Linked DNA regions of Homo sapiens: regions 2 and 3 are each linked to region 1. Evidence: read pairs that join two places in POLR2A ChIA-PET (ENCODE). Cell type or tissue: endothelial cell of umbilical vein. All regions are shown on one strand.

What was found. ChIA-PET counts read pairs that join two places held together with the same protein. Peaks named below come from ENCODE experiments on the same cell type or tissue, not always from the same donor. Only the 100,000 strongest peaks of a DNase experiment are listed, where the experiment ranks them.
Region 2: POLR2A ChIA-PET joins it to region 1 with 9 read pairs; 1 of 35 experiments calls an interaction of 5 or more read pairs at or near these places.
Region 3: POLR2A ChIA-PET joins it to region 1 with 6 read pairs; 2 of 35 experiments call an interaction of 5 or more read pairs at or near these places.

Annotation. Positions count from the first base shown.
Region 1 is chr21:16,116,383-16,120,382 of GRCh38, reverse strand. The region is part of intron 2 of MIR99AHG (mir-99a-let-7c cluster host gene); the gene reads right to left. Among named protein-coding and RNA genes, the nearest start is that of MIR99AHG, 48 kb to the right of the region's middle. In endothelial cell of umbilical vein, no CTCF peak of the experiment used is centred here; DNase peaks (open chromatin) are centred at 2,372, 2,822 and 3,352; H3K27ac peaks cover 2,898 bases.
Region 2 is chr21:16,239,246-16,243,245 of GRCh38, reverse strand. All of the region lies in intron 4 of MIR99AHG (mir-99a-let-7c cluster host gene), which reads right to left. Among named protein-coding and RNA genes, the nearest start is that of SNORD74B, 44 kb to the left of the region's middle. RefSeq lists an enhancer at 938-1,927. In endothelial cell of umbilical vein, no CTCF peak of the experiment used is centred here; DNase peaks (open chromatin) are centred at 1,565 and 1,985; H3K27ac peaks cover 1,948 bases.
Region 3 is chr21:16,422,916-16,426,915 of GRCh38, reverse strand. All of the region lies in intron 5 of MIR99AHG (mir-99a-let-7c cluster host gene), which reads right to left. Among named protein-coding and RNA genes, the nearest start is that of MIR99A, 110 kb to the left of the region's middle. In endothelial cell of umbilical vein, no CTCF peak of the experiment used is centred here; DNase peaks (open chromatin) are centred at 1,295, 2,455 and 3,965; H3K4me3 peaks cover 1,820 bases; H3K27ac peaks cover 4,000 bases.

The DNA of each region.
Region 1 (4,000 bases):
AATGAGTTACTACATTCACCAATACATTTGGCTTATGTTGAAAAATCAATCAATAAAATTTGCCACGTAAACATTTTAAAGGGAAGAGCTATTACTGAAATTCGACATCCATTTATGATTTTTTAAAAACTCAACAAACTAGAAACAAATGGGCACATTCTTCCATATAACAAAGGGTAGCTACAAAAGGAATTTTCTGCAATTACTTAATGCTAAATCTGCAATGGTAAGACATTAAGCACAAGACAAAGATATTCATGCCACCATTTTTATTCAACATGTCAGTATTGATAGCTGTCAATATTTGCAGATGATGTAGCTTTTTGAAATAGAAAATAGAAATAATCTACAAATTGATGGAATTAATAAGAGTTTAGCAAGGCCATTTTTTATAAAACCAGTATACCATAATCAATTTTATTTTTAAACATCAGTAACAAAATATAAGGTACAACTTATCATAGTGTACAAAAATTAGGCAACAAGGAAAAAATCAAAGAAAAGATATGCACCAATTCTAAAAGTTTATGGAGAGAAATTAATGATGCAAGTGGAGATATATATCATGTTCATGAATGGCAATATAGATATGTCAGTCCTTCACAAATTGATCTACAGACTCAGTGCAATACCAACCAACATCACAACAGAATTTTTGACTATACAGCTGATTCTAAAATGGAAATGAAATTGAAAGAGCCATGAATAGCTAAGTACGCTTGCATGCAAATAAAAATGGGAGGGCTAGCTCAACTGATATCAAAGCTTACAATAAAATAGATTAATATTAAGATACCGCAGTATTAGCAAAGGGAACAGTACAAAGACCAAGAGAAAGCAATAAAGATCTTGTGGAAAAAACTGATACATACATCGACCTTTTATTTAGGTGCCTGCATAATAATAAGGAAATAACTGCCTTCTCAGGGTACACTGCTGGCACAATTTTTAGAGCTTACACTAATATTTGGGGAATCTTTTTGTGTCTTAATGAAAATGGTCTTTATAGACTCTCCTTAGCAAATGCCTATATTTCAATTATGCTCATTCTCCTAAAACAGCTCTTTTGCTGTGCTATTAAAATCAGGTAAATTCTCTAAGTTATAATAGTACTGTCAACAAAAACCAGATATGTAATTTTGAAAGGGTAGAAAGTTTAAAAAGTCATGATGAACACATCTGGTGTAGATTATTGCTATAAAAGTATTTATTGCTATAAAGATATTTTATAGGTACAGCCTAAAAAATGTTCAATAAATAAAAAACTATTTCAAATGATTTTATTTTTTACCCACTACCTAGATTCTTACCAAAGTAAGAGCAGCATTAAAAAGTAGATGCTGTACCCCTCTTTCCAATATGTAATTGGAAAGCAGACTGAAATAATGCCTCAAGGTTAATCTTCCAAAAACCTATTTTAATGCTTTCTTTATAAAACTTTGTAATATGTTTCTTTCAAATTACTATTAATATCATTAGTGCTTATTAAAAATGTAATATATTGAGTGTTAAAGTGAATATATAGGTATTAAAAACAGATAAATTTTCCAAAATTGTATTTTCATCATATTGACATTAATTTCCACATTTGGTGACTCAGAAACTAGTATTGTAGTTTTGAATGGAATATATGTAGTATATAATATAAATACATTTTTGTTTCAATTTAGCCTTTTCCACTAAATTTTATCATATTAAAATGTTAAGAACTTGGTAAATTTTTTAAACTTATGAAAGAAACAAACATTTTGTCTTTCACATTCAAGCAGAATGTGGACTTTTACTTTACAATATGAACATTTCCATATTTTTAATTCTTTAGATACGATCCACTTTTTTCTAAAAACAAAATACCCAGTGAACTTAATTATCAGTTATTAAATAATTTTAATTATTTATACACTTAACTATTAAGTATATAAAACCACATGAGGTAATAAATCTACTGAAAACTCTTGAAAATTTCTAAGTCGCATTGAAAATTGCTAAGTCGGATATTTTTAAGGAGTTGTTGATGTTAGAAGTGGTCACTGCAAATATATGCCCTACTTTTAGGAAAGAAATACTGTTAGAGCTCTCTTCACGTTACAGAATTAGCACAGAAATCTGCTTCCAATTAAAGAAACTGTGGGAGAACCCAGCTGTATTTAAAATTTGGCAAACGTATTAAACTGTGCTCCAAATGCTTTGGTTTCAGCAAAGCCTATACGGTATTTTTTCATGTCTTTTCCTCCTTAACTTTAAAACACATGTCCAGAGAATGGATCTGTCAGCGTCTCCTTCCAGTTACAATGATTAGAAAAAATTTCAATATTCAATGCCTGCGGTATTTTCTCCCTCTAACACACACAAAGGGTGGAAAAGAATATTCATGAGGTCACCTGTGTAAACCAAAGGATTTATATCTTGGTTGTCAGAGTGTTTACAAAATGATTCACTTTTACATAGAACCAAGAAGCTAAGTTTTGCCAACAGCTGATGGTACTCAAGCTATGAGTGGTTTGGATTTAATCTGAAATATAAAAGCCAAGAAGATTGGCTTTTATATGAAACAAGAAGATTGTTTCAAGATAGTTTTAAAGTCCCCACAACTACTTTTTATGACCCATGCAATAACATTTTGAAAACTATGGTTCTACATCAATTTGGTTATGGAGAAAATGTTTTCTAGGGATACTAATTCAAATATACAAATTAGAAGGACTTTTGAAATTAGAATGAGTAGAATGAAAATAGTATGGAAAAACCACTAAAAGTAATCTAGAGGATGTAAAAAAAATCGTAGAGATCTATCTTCAGAACTTACATCATCCATTTCCCCTTTAAAAGTAGAAGAAATCAGCATGTTTTTCTTTCATTAGCTCACTCAGTAACAGTTCTTTCATTTTCAAGCTTTAGTAACAGAAAGTTCTAGAAAGGCGAGAGTTTTTAAAGTGCAAGTAGACGTCACACCTTTAATGTCGTATTTCCTAGCTTTAAAAGACCATCTATAAGCAGAAGCAATATCTTTTCTTCCTTGGGATAGATGGAGCACAAAGTAATACAATTAGAAATTACTAACACATCTATAGAACTTACTGTATGTCAAGCACTATTCAAAATCTTTTACATATATTAATGTATTTAATCCTTCCAATAATCCTATGAGGTAGATACTGCTGTTATATTATCAATATTCTACACACAGAGACAAACAAAAGTTAGACACAGACAAATTAAGTAGAATGTGAAATTAAGTGCAGCTATTGCGTTGTACAACTGGAATTCAAACCCAGGCACAAATTCTTGAGCCTTTAAACACTGTATTATGATATAAGGAAGCATGACAAAATCAAGTATAAACAGATTGTTACTTATTAAGCTCTTGCACCTCCAGGATATGATTTAATCTATTGGAATTTCAGTTTTTTTCATGTGAAAAATACCAAGTATGGCATAGAATTATTTATATTTCAAAGAATGTGAGTTCCCAGAATATATTGACTATATAGTACATATCAGTTCCTACCAACACAAATTTTTCACATGCCTATTATTCACAGCTCAGTTATAAAACAATGCAGTATTCCTGGTTCAACCTGGAGTAGTAAACATTTTTTTTTTACCTCCTTTCCCTTTAAAAATTCTAAAATGTCTGTGAAAGGGTTAAAAAAAAAAAGACTGAGGGTCCCCTTGAGGACAAGAAAATACCAGAGAAGAAGGCAACGAATAGGAAATTTTAATAAAATAATGAAGCTGAAAAGAAGGTGGCCAAGTGGTGAAAGGCAACATATAGAAGAAACCTCAAATCTAAATATCCAAAAGCATAAAGAAAGCCAAAGGAAATCATCATACACTACATGCCAAAAAAAGGCTCAAAAATGAGACAGGGTGAACCCTGAAAACAGAGAATAAGTGAAATAGAAAATAGGGAAACTAGTTGAAAATCTGCGCGAAAAGCAACTAGATTTTTTGGTGATCAGCTCTCACTAGTCTCTTCTTTTTCAAAAATGGAGGACTG
Region 2 (4,000 bases), 120 kb before region 1:
CATAGGATTCTTTAATTGTTTTTTTTAAAAAAGGGTATTAAAATACTAGTACTTCACTAATATTTCAAAAGACATTTTATTCTTTTAACAAAATGCCTCTTTTAAAGAAGTCACAGTCTATTTTTTCACTCCTTGAGGAATTGCAGAAAGCAGAGAATTAAATAAAGGTTGGTTTTATAGGCATTGAATTAGAATATTAAATCGGTATGTCTAATTCACATAGAACAATGCCTTTTGGACAAAAAGGAAACCCCAAACCACAGGACCTTATATCTGTACACAAAGTTTTCATCACATTTACTGTGCAAATATTAAATCATTTTATTTAAAAAATTAGATTATCACTAAAAAAATCTGAACTTTGCAAATTTTTCTATCCATCTATTTATCTATCAATAAATAATCTATGGACGTGAAAACATAAAAATTATAAGATGTACTTATAATTTAAAAGTTATGATTTGTTTATATGAAACTGATATTTTATCTAAGTATAAAATTCCTCTGTCAAAACATGTTTCTACCAAAACAAATATGTTAAATTCCTCACATAATTTTTTCCTTAAAAAAATCAATTCAGCTAAAACTTGTGAATAATCTACCAATTAAGTAATATCTCCTTAATAAATTCTATGTTCTTTACATGATAGAATAATAATTTTTTTCACAACTAACCAGATATAAACTTTCATTATATTCATATTCCAAAAAGTTGGCAATGTAGAGTTTACATTGGAGCTAGATACATTTAAGTTTATAATTTTAAAAACAGAACAATAGAAATTCAGAATTTTTATCTTGATCTTTAAGAAAGAAACTCATTATTAAGCCAACCAAAATCTTGTTGCATTTTCATGTATTCCTCATACATTTATACATCACTAAGAAATATAAAATGCTTCATATCTGCGAATGTTGACATTATAGAGCTAATAAACCTACAAGTTCCTCTAAACGACAGATATTGCAATAACTTAGCATCGAATAGGGTACTTTAGAAACTTGAACCTTAAAATGAATATTCTCAAAATATTTATTCTGGATATTTAAAGGCACTTTTGTAATTTGTTCAGGGGATACAATTTTATTTGAAAATATTATAAAGGAAAAAATGTCAGCGGGGAGTACTAATAACACCTCACATGGTTAAATGTGTTCACAGGAATGAATGTAAATAATTGTAGATACTCAAAAATTCTTCGGTGCCCTGATAAATATTTATCCTTGTCTTTTGTCATAAGGTCTATTACCTGCAATCTCACCACAGAGGGAGGTGGGAAGGGGCACCTCCAAGAAGGTCCGCCAGATCAAGGTAGTGGACTAGTTGTTTCTGGACGGAAAACATTTAATTAAGATCATTTCCGATTTTGTATCTCCCTCTGTGCAGATGAAAAGGCTCACTGTAGGGAAGAAAAAGGGCCCCCCATTGGCTGTAAACAGGATAGAACAAATATCCTGCAGCTCCAGACAAGGAAACTCAGGCCACCCTGCTGGCTAGTAATGGGGAGGAAGTTATCTCCTACAGACTTCAGAGATAAGTCCAAGAAAGGCATATTGGTATGAGAATCATGGGCACATTGTGAAGAAAGAGGAAACAGAGCTAAATCATTCATTATGGCTTAGTTCCACCGTTGTGTCATGATGCAGACAGATTCCTGAACACACAATGGTTGGGACTTTACATATCAAAAATCATGGCTGTTATCTTTCTAAAGCGTGTGTGGAGTGACAGGGGCACGAATCCTTCTGATAGCTTAGCAGCAGAGTCATATATCCATAAACTTCTTTTGTGCACCCAGTGATGAATATTATGTTATTACATCACATTTATGAAAAGAATGATGTTTTTCCATTGAATCACAAACATTAAATTATCACAATAAATTAAATTGTCACAATAAATCACTTTATTATATGGAGTCCTTTAATGAAGAAAATATAATGGATTCTACATGTTCCCAAACCATCAAACATTTGAGAGAAATAGTTTGGCAGCCCAATTTATAGTTTTGAGCCACACCGTTTTACAAAATTAGAATGATGTTTTTATGGAAAACCTGACTCATCCTTCATTTGACAGCATCTTTGGAAAGTTATAGAAAATGAGTTTGAAAATCCTGACACATTATAAGTCTGTCCAACAATGTTTGCTTCCAAGAAGCTCTTATATTTCATCTCTGCATTTTTAAGTCCATGCTCAAAGCGTTGTATTAAAAAATATAATTATAAGTAATGCTTGATTCATTAAGTCTTCTGACTTCTTCCTATTTAAAATAAGTAAATAAATAGATGCCACCATTTTGGTGTAGCAAAATTGCATTAGTAAACCTCCCCATTGAGCTGGTCTGGTGGCACCTGCCTAGAATCCTAGCTACTTGGGAGGCTGAGGCAGGAGGATCATTTGAACCCAGCAGTTCAAGTCCAGCCTGGGCAACATAGTGAGACTCTGTCTCAGGAAACAAATAAACAACAACAACAATAAATTCTCCCTTTTGGCTGAGCTTTGCATTTGGAAAACTTCCCTTCTGTCCCTTCAGAAACTGTTCATTAGCAGATTGTTCTTGTTTTTGTTTTTTCTTTATATTGTCGGTGGAAACATTGGAATTTCAGATAAAATCAAATCCTATTGAGAAACAACATCATTCCCAGTGATATAAATATGGTGTCCAGTGGCAATGATTTGCTTCGTTTTTCAACTTAACAGAATATTTTTTAGCGAAAATGTAAAGGTGGACTGAAGGTAGGAATAATTTTTAACACTAAAAAATATTATTTAAAGGAAAGTATAAAAGACAAACCGATGGTAATAGTTATAAATTTACACACTTAAACCTAAGAATCTATGCTTATCATAAACTGGCTCTTTGTTTGATTATAAAATAAAGTAGCAATTATATAAAAGGATCATAGAATGTAAAGTAGCAGAACACAGTACAGGTTTCATATCAATGAAATATATGGAGACATAATTATGCTGTAAAGACATAATAAACCTGATCCCTCTACTCACTAGCTGTGGGTGTATAGTGACGCTGTCCAGGCATTCTGATTCTCAACTTCCTATCTGAGAAGGTGCAATGATAAGATTCTACCTTCCTTACAATACAGGCTTATGTTGAGAAGAAAAAGATACGCTGTCATCCGGTATCTCATCCATCAGAAGACGTTTGTGGGTCTCTCTAGGACTCGTTTACAAACACTCCAATTCTCCTCTCCTCCCAGGCACATAGTAGGAATGTACTTTCTCACCCCTTTTGAATGAGAAGTACCCATGTGACATGTGTTAACAGTGAACTGCTGTTCATCAGTGTCCCTTTCCCTGTCACATGAGTCAATACGGTGCCTCCCTGAGTCTGGGCTCCAAGTAACTATAACATGCTGAGTACCCCTTGCTCTATAAATGAAAAGTAAACCTGCTGGGGGTGGTGACTCACGCCTGTAAATCTAGCACCTTGGGAGGCCGAGGTGGACAGATCACTCGAGGTCAGGAATTCGAAACCAGCCTGGCCAACATGGTGAAACCCTGCCTCTACTAAAAATATAAAAATTGGCTGGGCATGGTGGTAGGCGCCTATAATACCAGCTACTCAGGAGGCTGAGGCACGAGAATCACTTGAACCTGGGAGGCACAGGCTGCAGTGGGCCAAGATCATGCCACTGCACTCCAGCCTGGGCAACAGAGCAAGACTGTCAGAAAAAAAAAAAAAAAAGAAAGAAAAAGAAAGAAAGAAAGAAAGGAAAAGTAAACCCTTGTTGAGATAAATCAGTGAAATATGGGGATGGTTTATTACTACAGCATAGTCTATAGTATTCTGACTCACAAAATATATACATTCCAAAAGGTTAACATTATAAAGGTTATACCCAAAGAACAAAAAATAAATATAAAATGTTTCTTGCCACAGTTTCTCTTCTAGATACAAAGTATGAGATTGTCAACTCAATTATACCCCATTTTTGAGACCCACAATTCTAACTACCAATGTCTACACTCTAATTT
Region 3 (4,000 bases), 310 kb before region 1:
CCTCCCATTCCTCGTTTAACCATCCACACGCCTTCCCGTAAGAGTTTTAGAAAAAACTTGGCTATTCCTGGCTGCAAAGAAAAGCCTATTTCAAGCCCAAGAAAACTTAGTCAAGAACAGGACTTTACTTAATGGGATAATATTTATGACAGTAGCTTATTGCTATTGGGCATGTAAGTAACTCTGAGTAAAATAGATGGATTTTTTTAAGTTGATATTACAGATATGTAGGTTCATAGTCATTGCTTATAATTTGATATGTAAAAACAATTTAATAGACTTGCATATTTCAAACAGTGTACTTGCATCTTATTCTTGCTATTTTCCTTTTCATTAGGCAAAGAAAATGTAAAAATCTCTTTCACACATACACACCCACACCTCCCCCCCACACATACCATTTTATGAACATATACACACGTTTCTTTCACCTATAGCTGAATAACTTTCATAGTGTCATAGAGTATATAATATAAATCTCATAAAGGCATGGAGTGTATCAACACACATACTAATCAATTTTTTCAAACCCAATGTAAGTTTTGGTCTTATTATAATTTCCAATACGTTAATGGCTCTGCTGCCACCTAAATGAAAATTGTACCAGGTACTCATAAGCATTAACTCTCTTCATCTGGTAAACCTAGTAATGATGTTTCAAATTCAATTTAAAAACCATTAAAACGTAGTGACTTTTAAACCCATTATAATTTAGCTCATTTCTGCAAAATTTAGTTTAGGAGAAAGCAGCTGTGCATTTGAACATCTGGAAATTACTTTTAATTGCACTTTTCTCAAGTGAGAAATGAGAAACTCTACCTGTGATTCTATTTGTATATCTGACCACACAAATCCTAGCAAACACCTGCACTTTATTTATAATTTCATTTTGGGCTACATAATCTCATTTTGCTATTAATCCAGACTTTTATGTGATTTAGCAACTGCAAATTTGATCTTGCACGGGCTTTAAGATGGAAAATGGAAATTGCAAGATATTTGATTACTCATAAGTTACTTATCTAAGGAGAAAACAAATTTCAAAGGTAGACATGACTAATCTGAAAGTTGAAAATATGCAAATACTATTACATTTACACTTAATGACTTGGGTATTGAAAATAAAAACAAATTCCAGATATGGGTTGGCCCAATAGCTTACATTTTATCTAAGACCTATTCATTCAATAAATCAGCCCTTGGTCTTGAATAAAGCATTTAAAACTACTGATTACCAAAATTGATTACTGCCTTCTAGTAACAAATACCAGTTTCCAAATTAAATTTGTTGGCACAAAAATATATCAACAGGAAAATGTTATCATTCCATAAATATTCTGAACTGATTATTTCTCTGTTTATCTGCCAAGATTACAAATCATTGTTTGTTTCTATATCATTGATTCATTTCCTGACAACCAAAGATGTTTTAGAGATATCTATAACACACTTCAGTAGGAATTTTCTCTCCATCAACTTTTTCAAATGTCATGCTATCTGAATACATCTACAATTGGTGGTTGAGGTGGGAGAATCTCTTGAGCCCAGGACTTCAAGACTATAGTGGGCCATGATCACACCTGTGAAGAGCCACTACACTCCAGGCCTGGCAGCATAGTAGGATCCTATCTCTAAAAAGAAATAAATTAAAATAAAGACTAAAATTGGCTGTTGACAGGAAAAAAAAAATAACTCTCCATAGAATATTTATGAATGGGCCCAAGGAATGGAGAGGAAAGAGCATGTGATCAGATTAGAATCCCACAGAACATGCAATAGTCATATACTTGTATTTTTCCCAAACTCCTGTACTAGCAGAAAATTCATATCCAGATCACTATACTTCATGAAGACTGTAACAGGAAATTTTCAAAGCAGTGCTTTCGAAAAGTAATTTTGGATGACATCTCAAGTAGAATTGGAATAAAGCCAATCCCATAACTTAAATTTCAGAACAACTGTTTCTATCACTGTTTAAATATTCTGTACACAAAACATGTATTTATATATACTATTTTGAACACAAAACACAACTTAGTAACTCATAAGTAGAACATGCATGTTCTATAATTTTTAGCAACTTGACCTTTCATGCACAACTGTCCATATTCTTCAGGAAAATGCCCAGGTTTAGGGCAAAATGAAAAACTAGTGATCCTTGCTAAGGCTGAGTCAGCTTGGTTATAATGCTGATTTGTCCAACTGAACGAGCTGAACTACCTAAACAGGGATTTAAAAAAAATCACTATACAGAGAAGAACCCTGCTTCTGCCAAGGAAACGCTATCACAGATCCTCCAGTGAACAAGAATGAGTGTGTAACTCCTCTCTCCTTGTAAAAATATCTCAGATTGGTGATTGGGGCTCTGAGGCAAGACTCGGGGATTTAAATATGGTAAATGACTGTATAAGCTTAAAGCACCATGGACCATACAGAATGGATCACCACCATCCCTTTGACACCATTTTCACGAGTTCTTACAGACTGAGTAAATGAAAGCTGCTCTCAAAGCCCACTGTCTACCTTTCCAGCGTGTTGTTTATGTATGAACAGCAAGTTGTAATTAGTTGCTATAAAATATATCATTTTATTACTCTCCATCTTACTTTCTATTTTAGTTTTAAAACTGAAGTCCACAGAAAGCCCATATATTCCTCACATTTATCTAAGCATTCAAATAAAACAGTTACTCCTTTCAAAATCTCTGCAAATGATAAAGCAGTTGATTATCACAGGAAAGAAAATGTTTTTGAAATATTTTCAGATATTTCCTCTTACAGACGTTGACCTCAGATGTTAGTGGGAGAAATGGAAAGAAAGGCACGATAGCTTAGTCTCATGATATTTTTAAACAAGAGATTATGTAATATTTCAATAATAGCAAAGCAGAGACAATTACAACTTTAGTAGATATTAGTTTTTTAAGCAAACGATAGTTCTCCAGATTTTCAAAGAATTAGTAAATCTTTAAAACGAATACTAATCAAATATTTAGAATCACTCTATAAACACGTAAATTAGCACAAATTTATGCTGAATATTCAGCGCTTTAAAGGAAGCAAATCCTCAGATTTGATGTGATCATTAATATTGATTCATATATCGACTTACTCTCAGTAAGAAACTCAATAAATTTGTTTATAAAAAATAATATGGAATAAGAATAAACTTAAGAGCCTGCTATCAGACTTTCCAACCTCGAGTTCAAAAGACATATATTTCAGGATGTAGGCAAAAACACAGGTTGGCAAATACACATGAACACATAAACAAAAGAAAACTAAAAAAATTCTTTGTTTTTTAAGAAAAAATTTTGAGCATTAAAAAAGAGGTTCTTTTACTGATCTATTTGTCTTGACTTTGAGAGAAGAATTTATAGCAAGATATAAATCATCATTGTTTAAACAGCTAATAGGTCAGGTGGCTTGTAAAATGAATGTTTAAGAATGATATCAAACAGTAATATTTACTTTGTGATAATTTTAAAATTAAACCAATATAAAGTAAAAAAATTGCAACAAGTGCAAATCAATGCTTCTTTTATTTGAACAAGACTTAAAATCAGCTAACGTGATTCTTTCTATACAATATCAATTGTATATAAATCAAAGTAACATTAAAAAATTATTTGGTTATATAAGCTATAGTTCTATGTTGGCTGCTTGGAAATATGACATTTGTTCATCTAATAAAAGAGTAAAATATGGCAGTTAATTTTATGAGAAAAGCCTTACAAATGCATTACAGATTATAATTACTGTTTTAATATTTCACTTTTATTGTATTAATGAAATAACAAAGTATTATTATTAGCAGTTTATATGAAAGGTATCATCTTTTATTTTAGTGCATACTTTCTCCAAAACAACAAAGGTTGGTGTCTTCACGTGCTTCTATATCTAGTTTTGTTACTGCAAATTCCAAATCATCCTGACTATACTAGTTTTTATGGCCGAGGTCACTGAAGTTGTGCCAAAAATTCAACAATGATGTTCAATCT